3 separate regions of the Mus musculus genome follow, and regions 1 and 3 are each linked to region 2. A link is a loop called in an ENCODE intact Hi-C map of the cell type or tissue named here. Cell type or tissue: left cerebral cortex. All regions are shown on one strand. Each heading gives the region's core, and the rest is flanking DNA. Links, peaks and the distances in the headings are about the cores only.

The links. Peaks named below come from ENCODE experiments on the same cell type or tissue, not always from the same donor. Only the 100,000 strongest peaks of a DNase experiment are listed, where the experiment ranks them.
Region 1: a loop joins it to region 2, with 12 times the contacts of the local background. A loop is called at or near these places in 2 of 42 quality-filtered maps.
Region 3: a loop joins it to region 2, with 8 times the contacts of the local background. A loop is called at or near these places in 3 of 42 quality-filtered maps.

Annotation. Positions count from the first base shown.
Region 1 is chr7:125,891,486-125,901,626 of GRCm38, forward strand. It overlaps Gsg1l (GSG1-like), which reads right to left. Exons shown (of 7, transcript NM_001101488.1): 6 at 175-245. Among named protein-coding and RNA genes, the nearest start is that of Gm51456, 56 kb to the right of the region's middle. In left cerebral cortex, for the core only: no CTCF peak of the experiment used is centred there; DNase peaks (open chromatin) are centred at 4,197, 5,777 and 7,769; H3K27ac peaks cover 897 bases.
Region 2 is chr7:125,762,436-125,772,576 of GRCm38, forward strand. It overlaps D430042O09Rik (RIKEN cDNA D430042O09 gene), which reads left to right. Exons shown (of 28, transcript NM_001081022.2): 6 at 8,137-8,268. Among named protein-coding and RNA genes, the nearest start is that of D430042O09Rik, 60 kb to the left of the region's middle. RefSeq lists an enhancer at 1,612-2,918. In left cerebral cortex, for the core only: a CTCF peak has its summit at 4,706 (motif pointing right); DNase peaks (open chromatin) are centred at 4,825 and 5,011; H3K27ac peaks cover 2,242 bases.
Region 3 is chr7:125,996,280-126,006,420 of GRCm38, forward strand. All of the region lies in intron 2 of Gsg1l (GSG1-like), which reads right to left. Among named protein-coding and RNA genes, the nearest start is that of Gm51456, 48 kb to the left of the region's middle. In left cerebral cortex, for the core only: no CTCF peak of the experiment used is centred there; DNase peaks (open chromatin) are centred at 3,853 and 4,486; H3K27ac peaks cover 2,198 bases.

The DNA.
Region 1 (10,141 bases), core at 4,168-8,167, 130 kb after region 2:
CCTAAGCTAATCTGTCCAATGTTTTTCTCCCTGCCTCGGTGGATCCCACCCAGGGCTGATCTCAAAGGCCACTGGGGATGTCAGGCCAGGCCCGGAGCTGCCAGGCTTCCCATGTGTGGTGTGTGTCGGGAGGAGACTGCTGCTACAGCTCCCTGTCCACCACGTGGCACTTACGGGTCGGGTATCTCTCGTGGCGGCAGGCAAGGCGGAAGTCTTCCTCTTCACTCACGTCCCCCTTCTCAATCCTGGAAAGAAACAAAAGAAAACCCCAAGACTGGAATGAGAAGGCAGGCAGAGCAGAGCATACCCAGGGCTGGAGAAGCACCATGACAACTTTCAAAGTAGCCTTCTACCTGTTGCCCACACCCTGAGATATGGGCACCACTTTTCCCATCTATGGAAAAGAAACAGGTATTCAAGGGACAATTGGGCTGCAAAGCAATCAGTAACCATACACATGGCCAGGGCTTGCACACACACACACACACACACACACACACACACACACACACACACACACACACACGTGCACGGGAAGGGGAAAAGAAGAGGAAGAAGATAGAGAGGGAAGGAAAGAGGGAAACAGGGACAAAGGGGGATGCGCTACACACATATATAAATAAAATTAATTCCTGTCAGAAGGTTGCTTGTGCCAACCCAGTGGGTCTCAACTTGGCTATTGCTAGAAGTTACCCATTAGGAGTTTTAAACAGGGCTGGAGAGATGGCTCCACGGCTAAGAGCACTGACTGCTCTTCCGAAGGTCCTGAGTTCAAACCCCAGCAACCACACGGTGGTTCACAACCATATGTAATGAGATCTGACTCCCTCTTCTGGAGTGTCTGAAGACAGCTACAGTGTACTTACATATAATAAATGGAGTTTTAAACCCCATGTGGGTCTTCCTTCCTCATATTGTATCAGCTCCTGGGCTTTATTTAGTTCTTGAAACAACTATTAGAGGTGCTCTGGTGGCTGTCATTACTAACAGCAGAGGCCACGATGTGGTGGCTGCTATTACTAATACAGCAACGACAACCACTGCACCCACCAAACACATAGGGAAGATGAGGTAAAGGGGAGCTGGGAGCTACAGAGTCTCACTGCCTGGTCACTGTTGAACTGAGGTCCACAGTTCATCCCACCCCAGTGTCCCAGATCTTCAGATGTCACTTGGATCCTGTGTTTTCCTGCTGGAAGCAGACACTCAGCCCCCAGAAGGCTGTAGTAGAAGGGTGGTCGGCTGCCACCCAGAGCCACTTTAAGCTCAGCCCTTCTCTTTAAGGTACAAGCTCTGCCACAGCTCCGCAGGGCCAGCAGATGTGGACCTGCACTGGAGAATCTACCAGAACTGACTCTACACAGAAGCTGGGAGCGGAGGAGGCTGAGACAGGGGCATCATGAATTTGAAAGCAAGACCCTGTCTCAACAAAAGTTAAGAGGAGAGAAGAGAAAAGCAAAGGCAGTGGGGGGTAGGGCAGTGCGATTCCCGGCAGGGCTAGGCTTTGGTCTGGTTTGTTGGGTCAGATGTCATCTCATGTTCCAAGTCTCTGCTGGTCCTCACACAGTAGCCTGCAACCTGGCTGCTCCTGGCCACGACATTCCCCAGGGACATCAAGCTCTTGCTTGAAAACAGCTGCAAATGTCACAAGGTGATTTGAGCAGAAATTTCTTGGGAAGTAATTCTGCTTTGTGTGAAGAGACCCAGAAAGTGTCTAAAAGGACTGAAAGGGGCTTGGCAGAACCCACACTCTGATGGGTGGCAGGCGGGAACAGGGACATTGGATGTGGCACGTGTACCTTCCCAGGCCTCAGGTTCTCCTGAGTTGTGGCTCTACCTTGTGCTGGCTGCTTAGATCTGTACATGTCTTCCATGTCCCCTGTCTCAATTCCTCCATCCAGTGGGTGGGCATCTATTACCTGCTGCTTAACGCTGTATGTGGGTAGCACCAGGCAAACTCATCCATCCACAACTTCCATTGCCATTTGCCCTCTTTATTCCCATAGCCGAGAGTCTTCTCGTCATCGGCAACACACCCAGTGTCACCACAAAGCTCCAGTTATAGAGAGGTGCTCCTTTGCTGCATTAGCACGTGTGCCCTTCTTCCATCATCCCAGTTAGCTTTCTTGATGACTTCTGAGACAAGGTCCCATTATACAGCCTGGCACTGAACTTGAGATCCTCCTGTTCCAAGTCTCTTGCATGCTGGGATGAGAGGCCTCCTCTGCCTTGCCTGCGCCAACATTCATGTTTTGAAGGACGCAGAGGAAAGACTTTGAGCTGTCAGTGGACTGACTCACTGATGGTCACATCACCGAAGCCACTGAGTTGCTCTCCCAGGTCCAAGGGCAGTCATGGTCAAAGCCAAGAGCAGTGTCCAGAAAGCAAAAGAGCAACAGGGGAGGGTGGCAGTGCAGAGGGGCCCTGAACACTAACACCTGGCTCTCAGAGAGGGAGAAGAAACGAGGGCACAGTAGACCTCTGCAGGTCGAATCTTCTCATGTGGTTAGATGGGCTGCAGCCAAATGGAGCCAAGATGGACAAGGTGGGCAAGGACCCATCATCAGCTTTGCCTCATTCCCTGCATGGCCTCATTGCACAATATCCCATCAGAACCATCCTCAAAGCCAGCCTCCCTTCCCTGACCCCAGGCCAGTTGTTTCCAGCCACTGCCGGCACTATCTGACTCCATGCTTCTGTGAGAAAGGATCTCTTCCTCTCCATTTTCAGTATGCACCCCTGCACATGCATCCCACGTAGGCTTGAACTGCCACCAGCATCAGCTAGAGAGCCTGCACTGGCCGCCATTTCTGTTCTGAAGATGTTTGCAAACAGAAATGAATAACTTCATGCCAACAAACCAAAAGAAGAGAGCCCCCTCTCTCTTACACACACACACACACACACACACACACACACACACACACACACACACACAAATACCACCATCAGAATAATAAGAACTAACAATCAGTGGTAATATCTCTCCATTCCTCCAATGAAAAGACATAGGCTAACAGAGTAGATGCATAAACAGGATCCATCAGCCTGCTGCATACAAGAAACACAACTCAGCAACGAAGATAGACACTCCACTCTGAGTAAAAGGCTAAAAAAAAGTTTTCCAAGCAAATGGACCCATGGAACAAGCTGGAGTAGGTATCCTAATATCTAATAAAATAGACTTTCAGCCAAAACTAATCAAAAGAGATAGGGAAGTACACTTCATACTCATCAAAGGACAAATCCACCAAGAATACATTTCAATTCTGAACACTTTAGGTAGTCCCTGCCCAACTGCTGACCCTTGCTGGCCACATTGCCTCCTGGGATCCTGAGGATGGCTATCTGTTCTGCTTCACAGCCCAATGTTTCCCAAACTTAATGGGCACAGATATCACCCAAAGCCACAATTACGTAGACTCTGAGAATCCGCTAGATTATGCTTTCTCATGGGCTCCATGGAGGTCCATACTGTAGGTTGCAAATCCCAGTTGAATCTCAGAACAACTGCTAAGCCTGGCTCTCCTGGCTTTGAGGCATGGCTCAAGACCTTCCCACAACTGTTTCTCTGCCCAGCTAGTTGGTAGGAAGAAGCTGAGGAGTTCAGGAAGTAGCCATTTCTTCCAGATGTTGCTTCCAGATGTTCTTCTCACACTCCCTCCACCATTTCCTACCCTATGGACAACCCCCACCCCCACCCCACTCTCTGTCATGCCTTCCAATGCTGGTGTGGATCCGCAGGATCAATTGGTGCAATTCAAAGGTGTTGGGATCTTCTGGGCACCAATCTCTAAATCCTGGGGGACACACTCCTCCCTGGAATAACAATTTCAAGGACCCCAGCCTGGAGCAGTGCCCTGCAAGGAGCCCCGAGAAGTCCCATCAAAGCCTCCTCAAAGCTAGATCTGAGACTCAGAAGTTACAGATCCAGAAGACAGCCCCAGAGGACTGAAAACACATTGGTTTTAAATGGTCAATTTAGAAAGGAGTGAAGGATAGAATTAAAAGGAATACAAGAAATAAATGACCTGCAGATGGTAAATGAAGATTCCACGGCATCCCACCAAAAGGGCAGCTCCAAGAGAAGGAGAACATGATGGGTCTTAAAGATATCTTATTTTCGAAATTTTTCCCTTTCTTTTGCATGATGAGTCATTTGGAATATATCAGGAAAGAGCAGTTCCCCCACCACATTCAGTTCTGGCCTGGTCTTGAAGAGTGCTTTATTTTGTCTCCATTTCTGCAGAGAGGCATGCAGACATCTTGTGAATGGCAAGGGTGGAAATATATGAAGTCTCCAGCATTAGTCCCCTCCAAATGCCAATCTTCCATGCCTCCTTCAAGGTGTCCACAGGCTTCCTCCTATTGCAAGGCTCCATGGACAGCATGAGACCTCCTGATTCATGGGGAGGAGACCCTTCCACCATCCTGAGGACTGCTCCCATGGGGAAGGAGCACAGCCAGCTGTCCACAAGCCATGATGCCTTGGTATGATCATGTGCTCATGCTTGGATGCCCAGAGTGCAAATAGATCAGAGACACCAGGGCAGGCAAAGAATGAGGCAGAACACAGGGCAAGGCTGGGATGTTCCCATGATGCCCTGAGGACCAAGGAAGTCCCATCAGCACTCTGGATGGAGAGGAGGGGCCATTATCCTGGTCACATCAGAGCATTGCTGAGCAACAGCTACTGGGAGTCAAAAATGGACCAATGATTCTCTGACTTCTGTAACTTCCCATGTTTCATGGGTCCCTGAAGCTGCAGAGGTGGCACATGGGTAAGGGAGTCTGTGGTGCTTTAGTCATCAGAAAGTGGAACTATTTGAGAAGGATCAGAAGGATTAGGGGGCATGGCCCTGCTGGAGGAAGTGTGTCACTGGGGGTGGGATTGGTGGTTTCAAAGAGCCCAGGCCATGCCCAGTGCCTTTGTGTGCTGCCTATGTATCAGGATGTAGCTCTTGAATCCTGCTCCAGCACCATGCTCCCTGCCGTGATGAGAACAGGCTAAGCCTCTGAAACTGTAAGCCAACCCCCAATTAAAAACTTTCTTGTAAGAGTTGCCTTAGTCATGCTGTCTCTTCACAGAAATAAAACAGGGACTAAGGCAGAGGTCTAGTTGTGTTGATGAGAATTCACTGGTCTTGGGGTAAGAAGAGCTATGGGACCAGGGACCCTGTTTTCACCAGTTTGAACACCTATGAAAGAAACATGCAATTGGGGCAGAGAAGCAAGTAGGCTCCGTTTGGGGGGCAAGCATGTGAGTAAGTTTAGCCATGCTGATGGGCAGTCACGTTTAGATGCTGAAATAGGAAGTGTAGCTGCATCAAAGAGTGGGATTCTGAGATGTGGGTGTCCCAAGCCATGTGGTCACTGAGGGAAGAAGAGGAGGGCTCCCTGGCCTAAGGAAGCATGGCACTCAGCAATACCAAGGAGAGGAGGGTAGGAAATAAAGAAGACCATGTCCACACTCTGAGTGATCTCTGTGGGTGGTCAGTTCTGCCTCAGTTACTGCACTGCTGTGTTTCAAAGAGTCCTCCAGATACCCTGCAAGTGGAAAGGGCAGAAATCGCCCCTGGGAAAACACCAGGAAGAGCAACAGGGGAATAGTTGACTGGGGTTGCCTGAAGTGGGAGCTACAGAACCAGGGCAACAGATCTCAAAAGCCAGGACTGGGCAGTCATGTTAGAGTGTGTTGCACTCGATGTTGAGAGTGCCTTAGTGGGTTGTGGAGGGCCTGAGAGACAGATTGGCGTGGGTAGTGTCATGAGTGGGAAGTGAGGATGGGAGAGAGGCCTTCCACGCAGCCCGGTAGCAGGCAGAAGAAGGGATTGTGGTGCTGGGGTGAACTCAGAACACCCTTTGGGACTGCTGAGATGTTTGGCCACTGAGCAGGCAGAGGTACCCTTCACCATGCAGGAATGACAATGTCCCATGTAGGCCCCTGACATGCAAGGCAGCTTGCTTTGTGACCGTCTGGGAAATGCCGTTTCTGAGAGCTGGCTTCAGGGAGGGACTTTTGCAATGGTTTCTACTCCATGTGACACAGAGAAAAGAGACTCACTCAATGTGGCCACATTGAGAAGAGGATCTAACAGAAAAATGATGATCCCAAACCCCAAACAACCATCTTTGAAGCCCTGGAAGGAGGTTTGGTTTAAATAGAGGGTAAGATGTGTCCATATCAAGGTGTTGTCTGTCTGTCCATCACTGTGTGGGCTCTGGTCTGGTCTGGTCTGGTCTGGTCTGGTCTGGTCTACAAGGTGTCTGATAAGCCTTCAGTACTGTCTTAGTCGGGGTTTCTATTCCTGCACAAACATCATGGCCAAGAAGCAAGTTGGGGAGGAAAGGGTTTATTCAGTTTACACTTCCACATTGCTGTTCATCACCAAGGAAGTCAGGACTGGAACTCAAGCAGGTCAGGAAGCAGGAGCTGATGCAGAGGCCATGGAGGGATGTTCCTTACTGGCTTGTTTCCCCTGGCTTGCTCAGCCTGCTCTCTTATAGAGCTGAGACTACCAGCCCAGAGATGGTCCCACCCACAAGGGGTCTTTCCCCCTTGATCACTAATTGAGAAAATGCCTTACAGCTGGATCTCATGGAGGCATTTCCTCAACTGAAGCTCCTTTCTCTGTGATAACTCCAGCCTGTGTCAAGTTGACACAAAACTAGCCAGTACAAGTACCCTGTGAAATCTCTCCCTAGGAGACAGGCCACTCCCTGGAAGCAGCAGACTTCAGTATGGGATTCCCAGAAAATTCCAATTCCTTGGGGCCCACTGTTTTAGAAGTCAGATAGATCAAAGGAGAGACCCAGAGTCCCTACTCTTCTGCTAGGATGATTACAGGGATAGGAAACACTGGCTTGAAGGATGCCCCTCTTCCTAAGGGGGTAGTATTATTCTCCCTGTGCAGAGGGAGATCTCAGAAGTCTAGCGGGGAGCAAGAGAGGATGCTCCTACTAAGTCTCCAGTCACCTTGTGACCATGCTGGGAGGTAGGACACACTCACTCCCCAGCCAGACAACAGGACTCCCCAGAGGTGAAGCAACTTGGTGAGGGTACTCGTGCCCCTAAGGTTATTCTACTTGTTTTCTCATATATGTATTCACACATATATGCTGTATATGTGCATGTATATGTGTATGTGTATAGATATTTGCAGTACTAATGATTAAACCTATGCCATTCATTCATTCATTCATTCATTTTTGAGATAGGGTCTCACTATGAAGACCAGGCTGGCCTCAAACTTGCAGAACTGCATCTGCCTCTGCATCCCACGTGCTGGGGCTAAAGCATCTGCTATCACATCCAGCACCCTCTTTTCTAAAATTTAAATTTATTTATTACTTTTTTTTTTTTAAAGTCAGAGTCTCATTAAGTTGCCCTTGAACTTACTCTGTAGGCCAGGCAGGCTTTGAACTTGCCATTCTCACTCCCACAATTTCTGCCACCAAGCGTAGCTCGCAGACTCAACTCAAAGTCTGATTCCACTGACTCAGGGCTCAGGGCAGGCAGAGAGCTAGAAGACACGGCTGCCATGGGAAACCCCGGCTGACCTGCTGCTAATTAACAATGTTGGTGTTGCAGAGCCCTTGTGGATCCAGGGGCTGGGTCGGGCTGCAGAGCAAGAGTGAGCTCCCTTCGGGAAAGGCTGACACACAGGGCGAGCAGAGTGAGCTGCATGCCTCGAGCTGAGTCAAGGAATGAGCATGTGCTATGAGTCATCAGAAGAGCCAAGAAGCAGGAGGGAAGCAGGTGGCAGGAGGCCACCCGAGTGGGAGTGTCCTCTCAACAGCTCTGGGCTCCTGGTTCCTCAGAGGCTGCCGCACCCACAGGGAGGCAGGCTGCTTGGTCAGTGTGGTGGAGTTCTCTCCAGGGTCTGACCCAACAGGTCTTATTTCCTCTCACATGCTGTTAAACCAGATCTGAGCATTTGAGTATTTAAAAGAACCCCTGATTTGCAAATATGTGCCTACCTTCAACAGCTCCCACCCACTCCCCAGGAGGCCAGTTACGACTCTCTCCTTGGGGACAGCTGGCAGCAAGACAGTGGGCAAGAAGCCTTTAGAATTCTAGAGGCTTCATAGATTTAGGACATACCACTCCCAGTTGCCAGTTTTCAGGGGCTGGGTCAGCCAGCCTGGTGGTATGACCTGCCCTTTCCCATGAGAATGCTATGTGTTAACACGTGTGCACATACATGTGTTTACATGTACACACACACAATGTTTCAAAGCCCCTAGCCACTCAGAACCCACCTAACAGCCCCTCACACCTTTGAAGGACTCTTGTTGAGAAAATTCCAAAAGGACCTGGGTAAGAGTGGGAATGAGGTAGGGAAGAGACAGCCCAGGCCGATCTGCCCAACAGCTTCCCAGAGCAGCAGTTTCCAGACCCCACGGGGATATAGAGGGTGGGATGCAGACTCCTTTCTTGATGGTGACAATGGGGAAGTGGGAACCAACACTGTGCTGTGATGAGCCAGGTGCTCACACTTCCCAGCCTGCGTGTGCTGGCCCTGCCTGCCTCTCACATTGAGGCTCCTCCACCCAGGCTCCTCTACCCGGAGACTCCTCTGCCAAGGCTACTCTGTCCTTGCCACACAATAGTCATCAAGGACCAAGATTAAATGCCATGGTAACTATGTGGCCTGGGATGGTACTAGCCAGCTGTGTGGCCTTGGACAAATCACAGCACCCCTCTGGGACTCAACTTGGCATATGTAAAGTAGGGACAACACTTTTTCCATACCTCCTAGAGATTCTGTGGGCATTAATAAGTCAGTCACACTTGGGGTGCTTAGGGGGTGTGGGTCAGGCTGAGCTGTTACAAGATTAACAACCCATCTGAAGCACTATCCTGCCTCTAACCTAAGCAGGTGGTTTCCAAGCTTATCTCCCTCTCCCTCTCCCTCTCCCTCTCCCTCTCCCTCTCCCTCTCCCTCTCCCTCTCCCTCTCCCTCTCCCTCTCCCTCTCCCTCTCCCTCTCCCTCTCCCTCTCCCTCTCCCCTCTGCCTTCTCATGCGGGGCCTTGAGCCCATTACACCACAGGGGAACAAAATGTCAGCATTTCCAGATGCCAAGGGACCTGGATTCTCTTTATGTGCAGAAGACACAGGCCCAGAGTTGTTTGCTGCCTAGAGCCAAGTCACACAGCAGTGAAGAGCCAGGTCAGACCACAGCACTCTGTTTCCCAGCGGCTCTCCTGAGTGTCTCTCAGCTGCCCTGCAAAAGCCATGCAACAAAGCCACATGCTCAGAGCTGCTTGTAGGCAAAGAGCAAGGGGGGCGGGGTGGGGGGGAGAGGAAGAAAATAGAACAGAGCAGCAGGGCTGAAACATTCTCCTCGGAGGGAAGGGAAATCAAATTTGATGAACCTCTGCATAATGTTAAGTTATGAATGTGCAAAGTGATATTCTGCACGTATGCCGGGAAGCACTCATCACGAGCCTGAGCAGTCCAGGGCTTCAGGAACTGGGGCTTGATGAGAAGCCGCTTGCCAGGGTGGGGTATGCACGATCTGAGCTGCTCCCTTCGCAGCGCAGGGTGCAATTTCCCTAGTTGGATCACATGAAAGTATAACACGCAGTTGTGGTGTTAATGAGGCACTGGGGGCTTCAGGCTATTCACCACAGCTTTAGGTTCTGAGGGTTGCCCATCTCCGGTCCTGGCTACTGATGCTGAGCTGGGACAAGCTCTTGAGCATGCTGGGAATGAATGGCCTCCTCTCTGCCAGGACACTGTCTGCAGATAAGGAGACCGGAGTGAACCGCCAGGCAAAAGGGAGGCAGTATCCAAGCATCAAAGATTACCAGGAAAGTAATCCTTGGTCGCCAGGAAAGTACCTCATGAGTTCCCACTCGGTTTCTGGCACAACCCTGGAGACCAGGTGACACTAACTCCAGCATTAAGTATGCAAGGCATACATGCAGAAAAGTGGCCAGGAAGAGGGTGAACTGATGTGTATCCCAGGGGGTACTACAGATGCAAAACCCCAGAATAGGGCAGTCTTGGAGCACCTGTGGTGGAAGGGATGAGGCAGAGGAAAGACCAAGTCAGAGAAAGGTCTGGAATAATCATGCAGGGACCCATCCCCCACTCCATGTGGCTGGCATACATGGTCAGCCTCTAAAGAACTC
Region 2 (10,141 bases), core at 2,542-6,541:
TCCCTTGCTAGCTTCCCTTTGGAGATGTCTATATATGGAGCTGCTGAGTGTACCCAAGTGTCACTGTGCCAAGTATGTACTTGAGGTTGGGTCATGTGGTCTTAGTTCCTGTCACATGTTTTGCACATTAGGATGGCCTTTTACAACAGAGATTGGCAGAGTCGTTGTTACTGATCTATGTATGGGGAACATCGGCCACTTGCATTTTACAGTAGACTGCAGTAAAGGCTTTCATGTGCTTGCCACCTAGCAATTCACAACACTCAATTGGTTGATGTATGTCCTCATGGTGCTGCCATAGAAATTGAGGCCCAGAGAGCCAAAGACACTTGTTCAGGGTCACATGACCTCTAAGGGAAGAGGCTGGGTTGGGGTGTGGATTGGACCTGTTGCTGTACTGACAGCATCTTCCTGCTATGTTCATTGGAAACAGTTGTGTCTCCTGTAGCTGGGGTCTGAAGAGCAGGCCCACAGGGCACCAGCCTGGGCGCTTGTGTCTGTCCCCAGCCATGAATGTTAATTTCTTGTTAATGAGGCCTTTCTTGCCTGCCTCACTCTACACAGCTCTTCTGCTTGTTGGAGTGCTTCCTATTATCACGAGCCATATTTGTGTCTTAGACTGTGACTTAATGGCTGGCCCCAGAGTCTGTGCAATTTAAAAGGCTTGGCCTAAGATTAATTAGCATCCCTCCCATTTCTCCTGTGGCTCCCCACTTCACAAGACTTAATCAGGGCTAATTTCCCCTTGCCTCCCAAAGCCGCTCTGCTATAATTGCCCTTCTGCACTGCAGCAGTCAGGGGTCACTCAGTGCCTAACAATAGGGACTGCTGTTTGAGTAGAAAGCTCAGGCTGAGTGTGCATGCATGGTCCTGGGGCTGGTGAGCTGGGCAGGCTGCAGGAGGCCTTCAGCCCACATTGCCCACATGTCTGCCCCGGCCTCCAGGAGAGCTGCTGCCCAGGACAGCTGGGAGAGTGGGGACACAGCCTCAGGGATGCCAAGACAGATCCTATTCTGTTGTCTGGGGGCCAGTGTGGGATGCAGTTGAAAAACCTGTGGCCTTGAGGATAGTGCTTAGAAATAGCAGTGACCCATCCCTTTCCTCCCCTCCTCACATCTGTTCTCCCTGTCGGTGACAATGTGATGTTGGACCTCCTGTGCACACAGAGCCTGAGCCATGAGGAACTGCAGTGGGAGTCCATGGCGTATCACCCTCTGTGTCTCAGCAGCTTGGCAGAGCAGACACATGGCATCTGGCTTATGGATTGGTTTTCCTACCTTACTTTCTCTCCCCAGCTGGCTCTTCAGGGCATTTGAATGAGGCTCCTGGGAATTGAAGAGAATGGGCTTTAGGCTGCTTCTTTGGTGTGTGTTTTGGAGCCGGTAATGGACCTCCCTGAGCTTTGCCTTTATAATCATCACAACCTCCTGCCGCTGTTGGGAAGGCATGTGTGCGGTGTGTGGTCTCTAAGTGGTGTGTTTCTTCAGCTAGGTGCCCTAATGGCAGATGATGAGGCTAGGATGAGGTCAGTGCTTGCAGCGCTCTGGTTCTACCACCCGTCCTCACGCCCTCACGCTGTCTGCTTTCTAATCTAGAAGGTGGTCAGTAGGTTACCTGCCTCAGAAGGTAGCTGCTGAGGATCACTCAGTCTGTGGAGGTTCCTGCCACGCCTGGCACAGAGCTGGTAAAGGGTTGTGTTGGTCAGTGTTGGAATAAATGGAGGGCAGGTGTCGAGGGCTTCTCAGTCTGGAGTTTCCAGGCTCTTCATCCTCTCCTTTCTACTTATGTATTTATTTTATTTGTGAGGGACATGCATGTATGCAAAGGCCAGAAGAAGGCACCAGGCATACTTCTCTATCACTCTCTGCCTATTCCATGGAATCAGTCTCTCTTTAAATGAACCCGGGCTTGCATTTTCTCTAGGCTGGAACCTATCAAGCACTCGCCATCCTCCTGTCTCTGCCCTGTCAGAGCTGGAAGGTGCTGACACCTTCCCACCACACTCTGCTGTGCCTTTGCTCTGGAGGCCATTCTTGTTCCATGTGCTAGATTCCAAACCTCAGTCCTCATGGCTGCATATCAGTCTCTCTTGACTGCTGAGATGTCTCTTCTGGCACTTCATTCTTATGTCTGACCTCACTCCCTCTGTTCAGTCCTGGCCATTTATGGAGCACATCAAAGTTTTGGATCCTTACTGCGGTCTGAGAGCTGCAAGTGAAGCAGGCCAGCCCTGCTGCCCTGGAACTTATGGGATGGGAGCGGGAGACAGGCCAGGCCAAGCCAGGGCAACAGCAGCCAGCAAGTTAATGGCAATTGCTATGAAGGAAGGCCAGGCAAGAGGGACGGTGGCAGGCAGCAGAGGTGCCCAGGGGTAGTGCAGCAGAGCTGAATGGGGATCTGTGGTCTCCTTGGAAAGGTATAGTGGAGTGTGATGGAAAGGTATTGCCTATGATCAGCACACGTGATGGAGAGGAAGCGCTGGGGGCCTGGCTCACAGCTAAGGGGTCTGGACAGTAGTCTGAGTGAAAGAGCTCCCCAGAAGCACCAAGATGTGGATGCTGCCATTGGAAAGATCTTGGTGGCTGTGTGTAGCTAGGACCACCCTAACTAACTCCTTTACCCAAGGGCTTGCAGGAGCTCTGAGACTGTGTTCCTGAATCCACATAGCTCTTCTCTGCTGCTTCCCACAGCCCCACTCTATGCCCTCTCTGCTGGCTTCACTAACCAACTACACCCCTCCAGGTCTGTTTCGCACTCCTGAATTGGTTGAAACTTCTAAGAGAAACTGTTTGAGTGTCCCAGCTCATCTGTGTTACTCAAGGTGGCCTGTAGTAGTTGTCTTTGGTGTGGTGCTGTCTGCTACCTGAGTGGGCTGTGACTAGAGGTCACCTGATACTTATCCTGCCTGACCTTGAACAGCCTGGGAAGGGCGTGTGTGTGTGTGTGTGTGTGTGTGTGTGTGTCTTAGTTAGGGTTTCCATTGCTGTGAAAAGACATCATGACCAGGCCAACCCTTATAAAGGACAAGATTTAATTGGGGCAGGCTTACAGGTTCTGAGGTTTAGACCATTATCATCATGGCAGTAAAGCATTGCAGCATCCAAGCAGGCATGGCACTGGAGGTTCTTAGATTGAACTTGATTGGAAGGTACCCAGGAGAAGACTGGCTTCCAGACAGCTAGAAGGATCTCAAAGCCCACCCCCACAGTGGCACACTTCCTCCAATAAGGTCATACCTCCTAATAGTACCACTCCTGCATATTCAAATCACTACAGTGTGTGTGTGTGTGTGTGTGTGTGTGTGTGTGTGTGATATTACAGCCTGTTGTCTAGGGTGCTGGAGTTGGACCGCATGGCCTTGCCTTGGACTCAGAGATCTACCTGCCTCTGCCTCCCTGAGGGCTGGGATTAAAGGTGTAGTACACCACTGCTCAGCTCTTCCTTTGCCTTCTACAGAAAATCGAAACAGGATCTAATATAGCCCAAGCTGGCCTTGAACTCCCTATGTTGTTGCAGCTAACCTTGAAGTCTTGATCCTCCTGTATACACCTCTCTCATGCTGGAATTACAGGCTTGAGCCACCATGCCCAGCTCTTTCCACCCTTTTGACTGGGCTCCTCTTTGTGGGTAGCCAGAAGGAAGCAGGTGATTAAGGTAGCAGGGTCCCCAGAAGCCAGTGGCTAATTCTTAAATTCTCTTAATTCTTAGCCCTGGCCTTGTCTACCTGGTTGGTTTCCTTATTTCTAATGTCTACTGTTCCAGTCTGACAGTTTCTCCTCTTCCTGCAGCTGGGCAGTGGTACATGGAATTTCCTTCTTCTGGGTCTAGACCAGCAAATAGGAACACTTTAGTGCCTAGCTACTACAATAGAAGGGGCTTTCTAAAGAGTACAGGCCTGAAACTCATTTGGCAAGAAGGCTGTAGAACCACCCATGATAACCTTGTTCTTAGGGATTAACCAGAGGTTAAAGTAGCAATGTCCCCAGTAGCCAATGGCCAATTCTTAAAAGCCACCCCACCAGGACTGGGACATGCTCTGCCCTAGTTTCAGGGTTTCTCTTATACTGCAGGGCCCACCATAAAGGGCCAGTGAGGTTACACTATCACTTTTGCTGGCCATGGCCCAGTCAGTGGGGGTTGGGAGATCTAGAGGTTGACTGGATAAATACAGCAGGCTCCCAAGCCACCGCCTTTACTGTGGAGTGGCCTGCAGGTGATATCTAGGCATCTGTCCCTGCTTGTCTTTTCCTTGCTGCTTCTGGGCCTTAGATCTCTCTGCCGCCATCAGTGGATTAAGATTTATGGCTTCCTCAGCCTTGTAATACTTGGGTAGACAGTGGCCTAATCAACAGAGCCGCCGTTTACCAAAATGCTGTCAGCTTTGATGAACGTCACTGGCTCTCAGCATTAAATCGGCAGTGAAGGGATTGGCCTTCCAACAATTTACTGTGGGCCAGACTTTCAGGAAAGGTCTCCACAGAACGTTTGCTATGGGATGAAAGTGGCCTTGGCTCTCCCTCACTGCAACATCTGCATCCTGGGTTGCTGCAGATATGAGCACCTGCAGTACAGCTCACCTCCACGTTGTGAAGCTGGGCCCTTTCTTTTGGTACCTTCTGACTTCTGATCATGACAAGAGCTGACAAACCTGGGAAGAGCTGCTCCTCACCCAGCCTGTCTTTGGGGGCTTGGTAGAGCCCTTCCACCTCTAGGGGGCGCCATTAATACAGCACACAACCTGCACAAGCATACAGGACATCCCCTGCACTTGCTCTTCTGAGTTTGACAGCACACTTCAATGCACCCTCTTAGAACACTATGAGGAGGTGCCGAAGATACACAAATAACTCCGGGCATGAACTGGGTGGAGTGTGGGCTGAGCATGAAGTGAGCAGCTTTGGGGGGTTTGTGTGGAGAGTCTTTTAAATCCTCCTCCAGGGTAGGTACTGCAAAGGTCTGTCAGGGTCTGGGTTTGCAAGTAGGCAGTAGAAAGCAGCGGCTCATGAACACCCACTCCTGGTGAAGCAGAATGCCATTCGGGGAGCCAGCCCGGAGCATCATCACCATCCTTCCATGCAAGGTGGAAGGTGGGAGGCTAGGAGCGTGCATGTGGCTGGGGCTGGGTTAGAATCTGGCAGCCTTGGTGTGGGTGGGGCTGCCCCCACATTGTGGGCAGAGGAGGCTCCCCAGGCTAGGGTGGGAGAGCAGGCCAGATGGCAGCTATTTATTACCCTCTGGGCACCCACTCAGTGTTGTGAGTGCTTTCTGGACCACAGAGTTAATTTCAGCACTGTTGCTTCATAACCTACAGTGTTCACTATGGTGCTGAGTGGACTCGGGGGCAGGGCACTGGTATCTGGAACTCAATGCTCTTAGAGCTTGGTGAGGGCCTGCTGACTAAGGGCCTTAGGGCTGACAACAAAGCTGTGTTTGCATATTGGGCATCACTGGGAAGCTCTGCTGTGCTGAGCTGTGCTGAGGAAGAGGAGGCTGGGAAGTTGCTGAAGGCTGTGATCCTGGCTTCTTGCTGGATGTAGAGCTCTTTCTGTGGATGTGCCAAGTCAGAGGCTGGCCAGGGTGTACCTCCCACTGTCACTGGCCAGCTTCCTTTCGAGCAGTGCACATTGTCCAGGGACCACAGGCCTCAATCCCTGCCTCTCAACTGGTCTTTTCCTGTGCCCCAGAATGCCAAGATAACCCCAACTCCTCACTGTTCTGTTTCCCAATTTCACATCTCTCCTGCTCCCAAGAACTATCACTCAGTATGGTGGGCAAGAAAGGGGGTATGGTATCTGCCACTCTAACTTAGCATACTCCATCTTCCTCTGGTGGGAGAACTCAATTCTAAAAGATCCACTGGGATCAGAGGCAGGCAGGAGATTCCAAGAACTAAGGTGCTTTCTCCGGAGGCTAATAACAGGACAGACTGGCAGTCTCTGCCCAGACTTGTCTGGATTTTAAGAAAGAGATGAGGGAAAAGCTAATACTAACTACTACAGGCCAACTGGCAGCATTCAGAAATACAAAGCCCTAGTCTAAGCCCTTCTCTCTTTAGAGAAAGGACCAGAAGGCCCTAAAAGGGGCTGGGTGGCTGGTGATCCAAGCTACCTCCTCCTTGGCCTGACCCAAGTCTGTGGTCATTCTTTTTTCCCATCCTCTCTTTCTGCGCAACAGGCCTCAGTGTTAGGATGTTGTTGAATGTCCCAGGGAGAAGAGCATAGCATGCTTTCCTTAGCCTGGAGAGGAGAACTAAGTAGCAATGTGTAGAGGGAACCCATACCACAGCTGGAGCTAGCCAAGGCTTTGGAGTGAAGAGGAAAGGTGGGACAATGAGGGTGTATGGCTTTAGAACCGCCCCAAGGCATTACACAGTGACCTGCTGGCCCTTCTTGTTTCTCTATTAGGACACCTTCCTTGCTCTCATAGACAGCTGCCTGTTCCATTCTCATCCTTGAGCCACAGAGGGATTGAGGGTGGGAAGGCAAACAAGCCCACAGAGATAGAGGAAAGGGTGTCTGTGGGCTCAGCTGGACTGATAGGGCCCTGGAAGTGGCTCCAATTGGTTCAACAGTCACACATGTTAGAATGTGTAGGAATTAGTATGGAGGCCTTGCGTGCTGGATGTATCAAGTAAGGTCTGGTTTGCTAACAGTGGCTTGAACGATGTGACAGCATGTCACCTTCCAGCTGAGTGAGTCCTTTTGTTCTGCTCAGGTGGGAATCACTAGTGAGCAGGGAGTCGTTTCTAGTATTGGCAGTCTTGGGCCTGAGAGAGAGCTAAGGAGCTTCTCCAGCAGGCAAAGGACAGGACAGGCAAGCAGGCTTGGGGGCTGGGCTGACTGACTCAGCCCTGAGAACAGAGTCTTAACAGCTTCAGGTCTTAGAAGCCAGAGGCAGCTCTAAGTGCACAGGTTAGAGGTTCCCTCTTCTGAGTACCAATTGCCAGTGGTCCAGCACTCAGCAGCCAGTGAGATCCTGAGCTGCAAGCAATCTGGTAGCAGGGAGCAGGCAGCAAGCAGTAGCAAGTGCTCCAGCTCTGGGATTCTAGTGGCTACCATGACTAGTGGTGTAGCTTTCAAACCTTTGTGTCAAGACCATGAGCCTTTGGGGTTGACAGCTTCTTCTAGAAGCCAAGACCTGTAGCATCTTGTCTACCAGCCTTTGTGCCTTCCACAGCCTTGGCTCACAGTCTGCTGTTTCTTTTCCATACTGCACTGTCCTCAGTCATCTCCACCCCACCCACTCTCTGGAACTCTCTAGCTGCTTGCTTTTTCTCCTCCCCCCCCCCCCTCCACTGGCTGCAGCTGCCATCACCTCTGTACTCAGGATAAAAGTCAAAAGTGTTAAAAGCCTTCTATGTGATCTGATGTTGCAACATCTGGGGGCATTGGGGGAGCATTTCCTTGTTAACTCAGAAGGCCAGGTGAGCTGGGCTTGGGGCACTGGCATCATTCCATGTGACCCACTCCTTTTGTTGTTCATATGGGCCCTTTGGTCCTTCCTAGATGCATAGTGATGGGCTGTGTGGAGGTGGGAGATTCTGGAGTGATCCCTAGCCCCCAAAACCTAGCACAGGTATTCCTTTCTCAAAGATGCAAAGAATTCTTGAAAGCAGGGAGGCTGCAGCAAGGACAGCTTGTATAGTTCAAAAAGCTTTACAAGGATTCTGTCCATTTCGTGTTAGTATATCTACAGTGCGTTAGCCAGGCTTTCCCAAACATGAGGTCAGTTAGCTCTTATGGCTTTTGGGGAAATGCTTAACTCTTACAAACATTCTGCAGAAAAATAATCATTAAAAGTCTGACTTTTTCTACACACTTTACAAGTATAAGGAAGAAACAAGCAAAGATAATATGACCTTGTGGAGTCACAACTGCTGAGATGGGGGCAGTGGCCACAGTCGTAATCCTGGTACTTAGGAGGCTGAGACAGGAGGATCACTAGCTTGAGGACAGCCTAGACTGCATAAAGAAACCTGATCTTTGTAAACAACAGCAACAGCAATTCACCCAAATCCTGTCCCGCTCAGGCCCAGCACCCTTGATCCCCTTTTTGTGGCCAGCTAGGCTCGGCTCCTTCCTGTCCTTGAGCAGAATGGTGTCTGTTCTTATTTTAACACTGAATTTCTATGTCCAGAAATCTGTGCAGATCAGAACTGAAGCTGGCTCTCGTCTCCACATTGAACCTCCTCTGGACTGTTCAGAAGATTTTGAATCACAAGAAGATGTGATTGGCAAGCATGAGGATGCCACTGGGGAGCACACACAGGTAGGGGCTGGCCTCAGTTTGTATTGGGGGCTCTCACAAAGTCAGGGTCTGCTGTTGTAGGGCCCTCAGTCAGGCTCTTTCTAACACCTACTTTCTTTGACCTGTGCTCTTCTCTCCCTAAAAAAAAAAGTGTGTATGTGTCAGAATGAAGCATCTGTAGAGATCAAAGGACAACTCTGAGGAGTCAGTTCTCTCCTGTGTGGGTTCCTGGGATTGAACTCAGGTCATCAGACCCATGCAGCAAGCACTTTACCCACTGAGCCATCTTGCCTTCCCTCACCTCACACATTTTGATACACAGAGTATGGGCCACACATCTGTGTTTATGGGTGGGTCAGCAAGCATCCGATCACTCTAAATGAAGAAGGGGCTAAGAGGGGAGGACAAGCCTGGCAGAGAGGAGTAGCTTAGCTATGGAGGCTTTCTAGAAAAGAGTAGAATTTGTCTCTGGCCATGAATACTAGAAAAGAGCCTTGAGGGGCTGAGGGCAGGCAGGGAGTAACCCCACCCACACCTGCTTGTATATGTGTACCTTGGCCTGTGAGGTATTCTGAAGATCACGGTGACTCCAGGCAGCAGAACATCCAGACAGCTGAGTATCTGCAGCTCAGAGCCATGTTGGTGCTGCAGCTGACGGGGGTCAATGACCACCAGTGTGTTTCCAGTAATACTATGCCCCAGACTCCCCTTCCACAAGCATTTCCTGGCAGTGCATTCTTGAACCTTGTCTGTTCTTTGCACCACAGACATGGAAATCAACAAGCACACAAAGTGCCTGTTCTTAACTAGTTTATGTTCCAGGTGAGATAGAAAAAGGCAGGATGAGATAAGACCATTTCAGATATCAGGAAGCTCTCTGAAGGAGACAGAAGAGGGAGCTGGGTGTGGAAGCGCACGTTTATAATGGCACTGTTCAGAGACAGAGCAGGACGGTCCCTAGCAAGGTCAGCCAGGGGGACATAGGGAAACCCTTTTCAAAACAACCATAACAAAAATAAATAAAATCAGAGGGGGAAGTGGACGGCGGGATGTCAGGGGGAGAGTATCATGCACAGACTGTGCAAGAGCACAGGCAAGAAAGCCTTTACAGCTGGCAAGAGGCTGGGCTTCAGGAGCTCAGTGCCAGCACAGTGTGCATAGGAGATCATGGAATGGTTTGAGACACTGAATGAGAAGACAGTGGAGTGGACCAGGAGGTGCATCGTGGGCCTGGGCTAGAATGTGGGATAGGGTTTGACAAGTAGAGTTTAGTCTAAGGCAGTGGTTCTCAACCTGTGGGTCAAATGACCATCGGGAAAACACAGATATTTATATTACAATTCATAACAGTAGCAAAATTACAGTTATGAAGTAGCAGTGAGATAATTTTATGGTTGAGGGTCACCACAACATAAAGAACGGTATTAAGGGCCAAAGTATTAGGAAGGTTGAGAACCACTGTTCTGGGGGGACAGCTTTAATAATTAAAATGAATGAATACATCATTTCTTCTTGTTGTATAGAAGCAACATTCTGGAGAGACTGCAGGCGAAAGTCAAATTGCTAAGTAGAACATGCCCCATTGTTCAACTGTATCACTCAGCTATGGGCCTGCGGATTCATAGCCTCAGACAGGGCCTTCTCCTTCCCTGACTTATGGTTGCTGAAATGTGAATGACAGAAAGAGAAAGGAGCAGGGAATTCTGTCCAAGAAACCTGCTCTGTGTTCACAGTTTTTATTTGCTCAAGCAGAGAAGGAGCTGGGATCCTCCTACCCCACATGCTAGGTGAAAGGGGTCTATGTACACTTGCACAAATTGCACACATGTAGTTTGTTCTCTCTCTTTCTCTCTTTGTGTGTGTGTGTGTGTGTGTGTGTGTGTGTGTGTGTGTG
Region 3 (10,141 bases), core at 2,250-6,249, 230 kb after region 2:
CAGGAACCAGAACAAAATGACCTGAGGTGTCATTGCCACCCTAGTCTCCCAGTCTGAAGGGTCCAGGGATAGGCCTGGAGCCCAGTGCTGGCCAAGGGCCAGCCCTGCCTGAGACCCAGCTGTGCTGGAGGCTAAAGCCTGTGTTTTGAATCACATGGGCCACTGGTGCCAAGCTGAACCAAATTAACTCTTAATCTCTATCTCAAAGAGTTTGTCAACTTCAGTCCTAAGGGAAGGCTGAGAACTCCAGAGGGGACAAGTGATCCTTCCAGGCACGTGTCATCCGCAGGGAGACAGCACCACACCCACAGGCTGTAGCCACGTTTGTATTCTGAGGGCCACTCCTCTCAACCATCACCAAACTAAGGGTGGGGGGGGGCTTAAAAGTGAGGGATGAGTGAAGAATGCTACCAGACTTTCAAAGAGGGGCCAATGCCAATACTCCTCAAATTATTTCATAAAACAGAAACAGAAGGAACATTGCCAAATTCATTATGATGCTACAGTCACCCTGATACCCAAACCACACAAAGATTCAACAAAGAGAATTATAGACCAGTTTCCCTCATGAACATCGATGCAAAAATACTCAACAAAATATTTACAAACTGAATCCAAGAACAAATCCAAAAGATCATCCACCATTAACAAGTAGGCTTCCTCCCAGAGATGCAGGGTGGTTCAACATGCAAAAACCTGTCAATGTAATCCACCATGTAAACAAACTGAAAGGAAAAAGCCTATGATCATCTCATCAGATGGAGCCTTTGACAAAATCCAACGCCCCTTCTTGATAAAAGTCTTGAAGAGATCATGGATACAAGGTCTATACCTAAACACAATAAAGGCAATATACAGCAAGCCAACATCAAATTAAATGGAGAAAAACTCAAAGTAATTCCACTAAAATCAGAAACAAGACAAAGCTGTCTGCTCTTTCCATATCTATTCAATATAGTACCTGAAGTTCTAGCTAGAAAAATAAGACAACTAAAAGAGATCAAGGGGATCTAAATTGGAAAGGAAGAAGTCAACATATTTATAGATGATATGGTACTATATATAAGTGACCCCAAAAATTCTACCAGGGAATGCTTACAGCTGATGCGGCTTGATACAAGATTAATTGAAAAAAATCAGTAGCCCTCCTATATACAAATGACAAATGGGTTGAAAAAGAAATCAGGGAAACAACGCCCTTCACAACAGCCACAAATAATATAAAATATCTTGGGGTGGCTCTAGACAAGCAAGTGAAAGATCTGTATGATAAAAACTTCAAGTCTTTAAAGAAGGAAATTGAAGGTATAAGACAATAGAAAGGTCTTCCATGCCCATGGATCAGTAGGATTAACATAGTAAAAATAGCCATCCTACCAAAAGTAATATACAGATGTAATACAATCCCTTTCAAAATTTTAACACAATTCTTAACAGACCTTGGAAGAAAAATATTCAACATCATATGGAAAACCAAAAAGCCCAGGAAGTTAAACAATCCTTAACAATAAAAGGACTTCTGGAGGTATCATCATCTTTGATTTCAAGCTGTACTACAGAACATTAGTAACAAAAACCACTTGGTACTGCCATAGAAACACACACATTGATCAATGGAATCAAATCAAAGACCCAGAAATAAACCCACACACCTATGGACACCTGAATTTTTTTTTATAAAGAAGCCACAAATATACAGGGGGGGGGGGAGAAAGAATCTTCAACAAATGGTGCTGGTATAACTGGATGTTGGTTGTAGAAAAATGTAAACAGATCCATATCTATCACCCTGCACAAATCTCAAGTCCATGTGGATCAAAGACCTCAACAGAGAACCAGATACACTGAATCCGATAGAAGAGAGAATGAGGAATAGCCTTGAATGCATTGGTACAAAAGACACCTTCCTGAACAGAACACCAATCATGCAGGCACTAAGATCAACAACAAATAAATGGGACATCGTGAAAATGAAAAGCTTTTGTAAGGCAAAGGTACCATCAATAGGACAAAATGGCAGCCCACAGAATGGGAAAAGATTTTCACCAACTCCACATTTGATGGAGGACTAATAGCCAAAATCTTAAAAGAACTCAAGAAACTGGACCAAATAACCCAATTTAAAAATGGGGTATAGATCTAAACAGAGAATTCTCAACAGAGGCCAAGAAACGTTTAAAGAAAAGTTCAACCTCCTTAGCCACCAGGGAAAGGCAAATCAAAACTACTTTGAGATTCCATCTTACACCTGTCAGAATGGCTAAGATCAAAAACTCAAGTGATAGCACATGCTGGCAAGGATGTGGAGTGAGGGAGCACTCCTCCATCGCTGGTGGGAATGCAAACTTGTACAGCTACTATGGAAATAAATGTGGTGGTTTCTCAGAAAATTGGGACTTGATCTACCTCAAGACCCAACTACACCTCCTGACCATATACTCAAAGGATGCTCCATCCTACCACAAGGACACTTCTCAACTATGTTCATAGCAGCTGTATTCATAATAGCCAGAAACTGGAAACAACCTAGATGTCCCACAACAGAAGAATGGATAAGGAAATATGAAATCATAAAATCTGCAGGCAAATGGCTGGAACTAAGAAAAATCATCCTGTGTGAGGTAACCCAGACTCAGAAAGACAAACTTGAGATGTACTAACCTATAAGTGAATAATAGCTATAAATTAAAAGATAATCGTGCTACAATCCACAGACTCAGGGAGGCTAAATAACAAGGAGAAGTTAAGGGGGGGAATACAAGGATCTCCCTGGGAAGGGGAGTAGAATAGATTTTGAGGGTAGACTGGAGATGGGTAGGGTTGAACAGGAGGGATCAGCTGTTGGGGGAGAAAATACTGGGAGAAACATCTGGAATTGGAGGGCATTTGGGGAGTGAGGTAGAAACCTAGGGTAATGGAAACTCCATGGAATCCATAACAGCAGCCCTAGCAAAGACTCCTAGTGCTGGGGATGATGGAGTCGGAACCAGCCATCTTCAACCAGGCAAGGCTTCAAGTGAAGAGACTGGAACACCAACCCAGCCACAAAATCTTCGACCTACAGATTGCCCTGCCTGTGGAGTGTTCTGGGACCAGAGCCTACCACACCATCATCAGAGAGACCAGAGACGTCATCCTGCAACATATGGGAGCAGATACAGAGTCCACGGGCAAACATTAATCAGAGCTGGGGGAGTCCTTTGGAGGAGGAAGAGGAAGGAGAGGAAAGATCAGAGGAACAGAGGAGTCAGGGATACCACAAGAACATGGCCCACAGAATCAATTGACCAGGATGTAAGTGAACTTGAAGAGGCTAGGAAGTCTATAGGGGTCTGACCTAGGTCCTCTGCATATGTTATGGCTAAGTAGTTAGGTGTTCTTGTGGGACTCCTAACAGTGAGAGCAGAGACTGTCTCTGACTTCTTGCCTGCTTGTGGGGAACTTCTCCTTCTACCGGTTGCCTCATCCAGCCTTAATGTGATGGTATGTGCCTGGTCTTCCTGTAGCTTGTTATGCCATGTTTGGTTGATGTCCCTGGGAGGCTTGCTCTTGTCTGAGGGGAGGTAGGGGAAAGAAAGTGAAGAGGATGGAAGAAGAGACACTGTAGTTGAGATGTAATACATGAGAGAAGAATATTATTTTCAAGAACAAGAGTGTGTGGAAGAGACTGGAAAGTTGAGGGAACCCAGAGGAAAATAAAACCCCCTCCCTCAAAGAGCTCTGGGCTTGACTACTGACTCTATTCCTTCATAGATGTATGAGCATAAGCAATGTGGTCAGCCTCTCCAGGCCCCAGTTCTCCTCTGCAAAGAAGGAGCTGAAGAAACAGCTGTGCCGTGGGCTTGCTGAAAGGATGCGCGGCTGATGAGATGGAGCATGCTCAGCAGCAGATTCTCAGCAGAAGCTCAGCAGAGGCTCAGCAAAGGCTCTAGAGCATGGGCTTAGACCAATGCCAAGGCCCCAGTGATGTCCAATACCATGCTAGGATTTGGCACTGAATGAAGCTGGCAGGACCTTCAAAGAGGCCAAGGTCCTATGAAGAGAGCAAGACAGGTAACAGGAAGATTCATAGAACAGGGCTCTGTGGGATTTGTGGGCAGAAGGAAGTAGGGTATGATAAGGGGGTGTTCTAGACAAATGACAGCAGAACTCTGGAGAGAGGACACCAAGGGGGACCAGAAGCTGAGGGTGCTCAGAGAGTGTGAGGAGCCCCATCCTGGAAACAGTGGCCACTGTGTGAGTCTCCTGTGCCTGCCCCCTCTTCTTTGCTGGCCTTCTACAGTCTAAATGATCATGCTAAATAATCTTTCCTTAGGTTTACAAATCCCGGAGCATCCAGTGACTTTCAGGTTATATGGATGCCTAAGGTGATGATGGGCAGAATGGAATTTTTAAAGATTTAGAGGCGCTAGCCCCAGGAGGTGAAGGCCGGTCAGTATATTTTGTCCATGGTGGGGGAGTGGATATAGAGGCACTTGAAGACTCCCACCCACTCTCAGCTTTCTTTTCCTGCCCTGTAAGAGGACTTTATACAAGGGTTCCTCCAGATGGTGCTGGGAGGAGAGTAACCCTCCCTGTTGTCTCTGTATCAATCCTAAAATAAACCTGATTTTTCTTCTCACCAAATCTTGCCTCTCAAGTATCGTGTTTGGGTAGCATGCAGACAAAGTTTGTCTACTCCAGCAATGGCCCCAGCAGCAAATATCCCCCATTTGCCCCAGAGAGGCTGCTGGAAAAGGCCGGACCTCTGTCTCCTCTTACTCCTTCCCCGTCTAGCTACACAATGATAGGAAAGGGAGAGATTTGGAGCTGACAGTTATGGGACTCTCCTGAGTCTATTTCCGGTGGTGAGAGGTGTCTGGCCTAACTGGTCTTTCTTCCTATGATTGTGGAACTGAGTCCAGATCTTAAGCTATCACTTGACACTGGATTCCTCCATACACACAGAACCCCAGCTCTCTGCCCCTGATCAGTTGCCTTCTGGGATGCTGCTCCCATAGACGCCGCCTTCTGCCTGGACACCGGTAAATCAGCCTTCAGACTGCCATATACTGCCCTCTGCATGGCTTCCAGGGAGCCCAAGCTCTGTGAGTGACGTGTATAAAAAGGATTTATTTTTATTGATGTGTGAGTGTCTACGTGTATGTATGTGCACATGTGTGCAGGTTCCCACAGAAGGCAGAAGGGGGTTTGGATCCCCTGGAACAGAAATAACAGGGGACTGTGAGTTCCCAGTGTGGGTGCTGGGAAGCTGGGAACTAAACTCTGGTCTTTTGTGCAAGAGCAGCAAATGCTCTTAACTTTTGAGCCATCTCTCTAGCCCCTCTTGGAGTGACTTTTGGTGTTTGTTGCACCCCAGCCCTACTGACACTTCCCACCTATCTCCCCTCTATTCTCAAATCCCTTTGTCTGGAGCTGGTAGCTGCTGTAGACAGAACAACCCACAAGTGCTCCTGGAATTCACATCTGCTGATCCTCCATCTAGAAGGCCTTTCCCTACCTTGCCTATCAGCCCACAGGATGCTCGGCAGAGGACACACCCCAGTGAACACTTGCCTGGCAACTTGATCCCATCCCAAGTACAGCCAGACGTCACCCTGGTAACTGCACATGGGTTGTGGAATCTAAGACCTTCAGCCAATGAGTGTCCTTCTCCAAGAACCTCAGCAGCCCCTGTCCAATGACAGCATGAAGACAATCGAGCGGTCCTCCTCTTTCAGACTCCCTAGTATTGAAGAAAACCATCTTGTGAATGTCGTGACTCTTGACTTCCCAAGGATCAGAATTCCAGGCTCCACAAAGGTCTTCCTTGAGGAAAACATCCTTTAATAAGCATCTAGTGTCCTGGTAGAAACATCCCACAATGCCACAGCCTGGCAGGGTGGACCCAGGCGACTGTCTGCCATTAGCATCTAGTCAAGCAGACCTCCCCCTGCTGTGAGGAGCCTTCTAAGGGGAGCACACTGTGCCCTTTCGTCACACTCAGGACCATATTAACCAATGGGAAACAAAACCCCGCTCCGGCCAAAGGCACAGAGTCAGGGGTCTCCCCAGGTTCTGCACCGCCTCTGGCTTCCCTGGCAGAGAAAGAGCATTCTGAACTGACAGGACGGAGTGAATCCCGGCCAAGCAAAACCAACCCCTGCATGAACACACACACACACACACACACACACACACACACACACACACACCTGGGTGTGGTGGCCCTCCAATAGATCAATAAGTGTTCTGTGAATCTGCAGTGACCTCGGGATCTGAAAGGAACAGAGCACCTGAAAGCGGATAAGCTTCGAATTCTGATTCTCAGCTCCAATTTCAAAGTGACAAGCCATCGAGAGGGTGGCAGCTCTCCCAGTGGTTCTGAGTGGACAAGTGTCCAGCAGGCAGGATGAGAGGTTAATGACATGAACCCTGGCGGACGGAGAAGCTCCAGAAGGCAGTCTGACTACCACTACCGGGGAACTGACCCGCAGATGGACGCTTCCTTCCTCAAACTTCCCCCTCTCTTATCCTCTGTATCCTGAAACCCTCCGCGCCATGCTCCGCTCCTTGGAGAAACTGCTTCTGGAGATATGTCTGCTCTCTTTTAGTTTCATGTCTCCTCCAGAAATCTCTAACCAACACAGGGATATCTGTCCACACCTCCCTTCATCCCCACACTGCCCCCACCCCGCGCTCCCAGCCTCAGAAGTGTAGGGAATACAGAAAGCCAGCTCCGGGGCATTGGAGCAGCAACTGTGGGTTGCAGGGGTCTGGACGTTCACACTCACAAGCTACAGGTTTCACAGCCTGCCATACATCTAGGGGAAGAGAAGGCCAGAGTAGCCTCTCTCCTGCAGCCCTCCCCCACGCTTCTCTGGCCCAGGAGGCAGGGAAAAGAGTGTGGAATATGACAAGCATTTCCACATATCATGTTTCCTGTCCCTCCTGGGCCCACAATAAAACTACATTTCCCAATGTTCCATATAGCTGAGCACAGCCATATTACTGAGTTATAGTCAATAGGATGAACCATGCCCAGGCTGAGCTGGCCACATTCAGTTTGTTCTCTTTCCATAGTCAGGGGCTTGATAGAGAAAACTCCAGAGATCAGAAAAGGCAAGGCCATTATAGAAGAGGAGGTTGGGCCTGGTGCACAGGACACCAGTGTGCTCAAATGAGAAGTCAGCACTCCACATGCAGATGAACCCTGTGGCCAGGGCTAACCTGTTACCTCTAATGCAAGGGAAAATGAAGAGAGCCCCCGAGGCTGTGGAGGGACTGCTAGAGTGGACCACCACCCTCTCCCAACACACATGTGCCTCACCCCCAATATATACACATACTACCTACTGGAAGTCTTAACACAGAGGACCCTGCCATTACTCAAAAAGACAAGGAAGAGGAGAAACATCACAGGACAGTCACAAAGGAATGTTTGCAACAGGCATCTAGATAAACAGGCCTGGGCAACCTTTCAATGCTTTTCATGATGGAAAAAAAAAAGGCACAGATGCTGCCAGCAAATCAGCAAAACTAACAGGGCTTCAGGATCAGATCAATCCATACAGCCCGAGTGACTGATGGCGTAGTAGCTGAACAAGGGCTGGATGAGTGAATAGATGAGTGGGTGGGTGGATGCATGCATGCATGGATACATAGATGGATGTTTGGATGGATGGATGGATGGATGGATGGATGGATGGATGGATGGATAGATGGATGGATGGATGGATAGATGGATGGATGGATGGATGGATGTTCATGTTCACGCATACATGGATGGATGCTTTGATAGATGGACAGAGGGTGAGTGGATGAGTGAGTAGATGGACTGTTAAATGGATGGATGCATGGATGCATATATGCATGAATCGGTGGTGGATATCATGAGTGGGTAGATAGATAGATGGATAAAGGGTGGGTGGATGGGTGAGTGGGATGCATACATGGGTGGAGGGTAGGTGGATGGGTGAGTGGGTGAAAGGAGAGTGGATGTGTGACTGGGATGCATTCATGGGTGGAGGGTGTGTGGATGTGTGACTGGGATGGATACATGAGTGGAGGGTGGGTGGATGGGTGAGTGGGATACATACATGGGTAAAGGGTAGGTGGATGGGTGACTGGGATGCATGCATGGGTGGAGGGTGGGTGGATGGGTGAGTGGATGATGAAGCAGTTCTGGGTAAACTCATAGCCATGTCCATCTGTGTGGCTGACGGTGTTCTCGGTGCTGAAAAGACAGCAATGAACAAACCCAAATCACTTCCTTTGGTTAATTGGAGCCTTTTTTTAAATTGTCACAGTTAAAATTCCCTACAGTCTGGGCAGACAGACACTATGACCATCTCCACAGTCCAGGCAAGTGAACTGAACCCCAGCAAATAGTTGAAGAATGGAGAAGGACAGCTTTAAACCTAGGAACTTGGCTTCCATACAATGTGGCTGCCAGTACAGGTTCTGACTTGTACTAAATAAACAATTAATAACCCCCCCCCCACACACACACACACACAGAGTCCAGCTCTCTTCAGCACCTGGCCTCTGCAGATGGCAACAGCTGGCTGGAGCGGGGTTGCAGCTGTCCCTAGCGGGTGACCCACGTACACTCCAGATCCTCTGATCTGAGCATCCATAATGCATCACCTCTGGCTAGGCCTTGTCCTCTTTCCTCGTGCCTTGTCTCAGTACTCTGACTGTGTCCTCTTTCCTCGTGCCTTGTCTCAGTACTCTGACTGTGACCTGTAGGAGTTTAGATTGTGCCTCCAGACATTTACTGTGTCAAACGAAGTGGGGACAGAACCCGGCAGTCCTGGGAGGCATCTCTGACAACAGGAATGGTGGCTGCCTGTGGTTAGAGCTTACCCAACGCCATCTATGGTCCAAACAAGGTGACAGCTGAGGTCCTGTGGCCTCTCACAAGAAACAGGAGAACATAGTGCCAGGTGAAGAATGGAGCCAGGCAGGGTCCCCCAGCACTTCCTTCTCTGCACCCACAGAGCAGAGGCACAGGTAAAAAAAAATGGGGATGCTGGGTTGGTGCACTTGGCCCAGGGAGAAAACTCAGCAAAACACGAAAGGCACGGGCTCAAAAGGGTGGAGCCAAGTCAGCAGCACAGCTCAGCTTCTCCTGGCACAACTCTATTCAAATTAGCCTGAGTGGATCAAAGAGCTAAGACAATGAGCCATAGAAGAGAATCTCGTGGGAAAGTGCCATGATGCTGGATTTAAGGACCAAGTCTTGGAAGCAACACCAAGTAAAGAGACACAAAGAGGGATTAGACTGACCTCACCAGCGCCTGTGCATTGCAGGACGCTGCCTGTGGAAAGGAACATACACAGGATGAGGGGGGAAAAAAAACCTCAGCTCCATCAGCAGGCCAGGAACACAAACAGCCTCAGCCAGGGTGACAACCAAACCACCTCTTTTCAAGAGTAGACAAGGACCCTGAACTGGGTAATTCTTGTCCATTTAATACAAACCAGAGCCCCCTGGGGAGAGGGAGCCTGAGTTGAGGGGTTGCCTCCATCAGCTTGTCCTGTTAGGCATTTTCTTGATTCATGATTAATGTGGGAGGGCCCAGTCCGCTGTGGGCAGTACAACTCTCGGGTAGGTGGTCTGCACTGGATAAGAAAATAAACTGAGCAAACCTTGGGGAGCAAGACATGAGCAGCATGCCTCCATGGCTTCTACTTCAGCTCCTTCCTTCATTTCCTGCCCTGACTTCTCTCCATAATGGAGTGGGACCTGCAAATCAAATAGCCTTTTTCTTCCCCGGGTTGTTTTTGGTCATGGTGTTTATCACAGCAACAGAAAACAAACTAAGACAAACCCAGATAAGCATTCTCCGGACTTTGCAAAGATCTGGTCAACGCCAGCTCAGACACAGTGATACACTTCCAGGCCAGCGGGGTGGCAGGAGGTAAGGACAGATCTTGGCCAGGAGGTAAAGGACTGGATCACCAGCTGGAATGTGGGACAGCCTTGCTGCTCTGGAAGACAGTGTCTGAGCCCTCAGACAGTAAACATTGAATCACTGTATGGCTCAGAACTTGCCGTTCTCAGTGTTAACCACAAAGTAAAATAAAATTGAGACTCAAGCTGGTATTTCTACATCTGTGATCAGTGTCACTCTTCCTGACAGCCAAGAGGTAAATG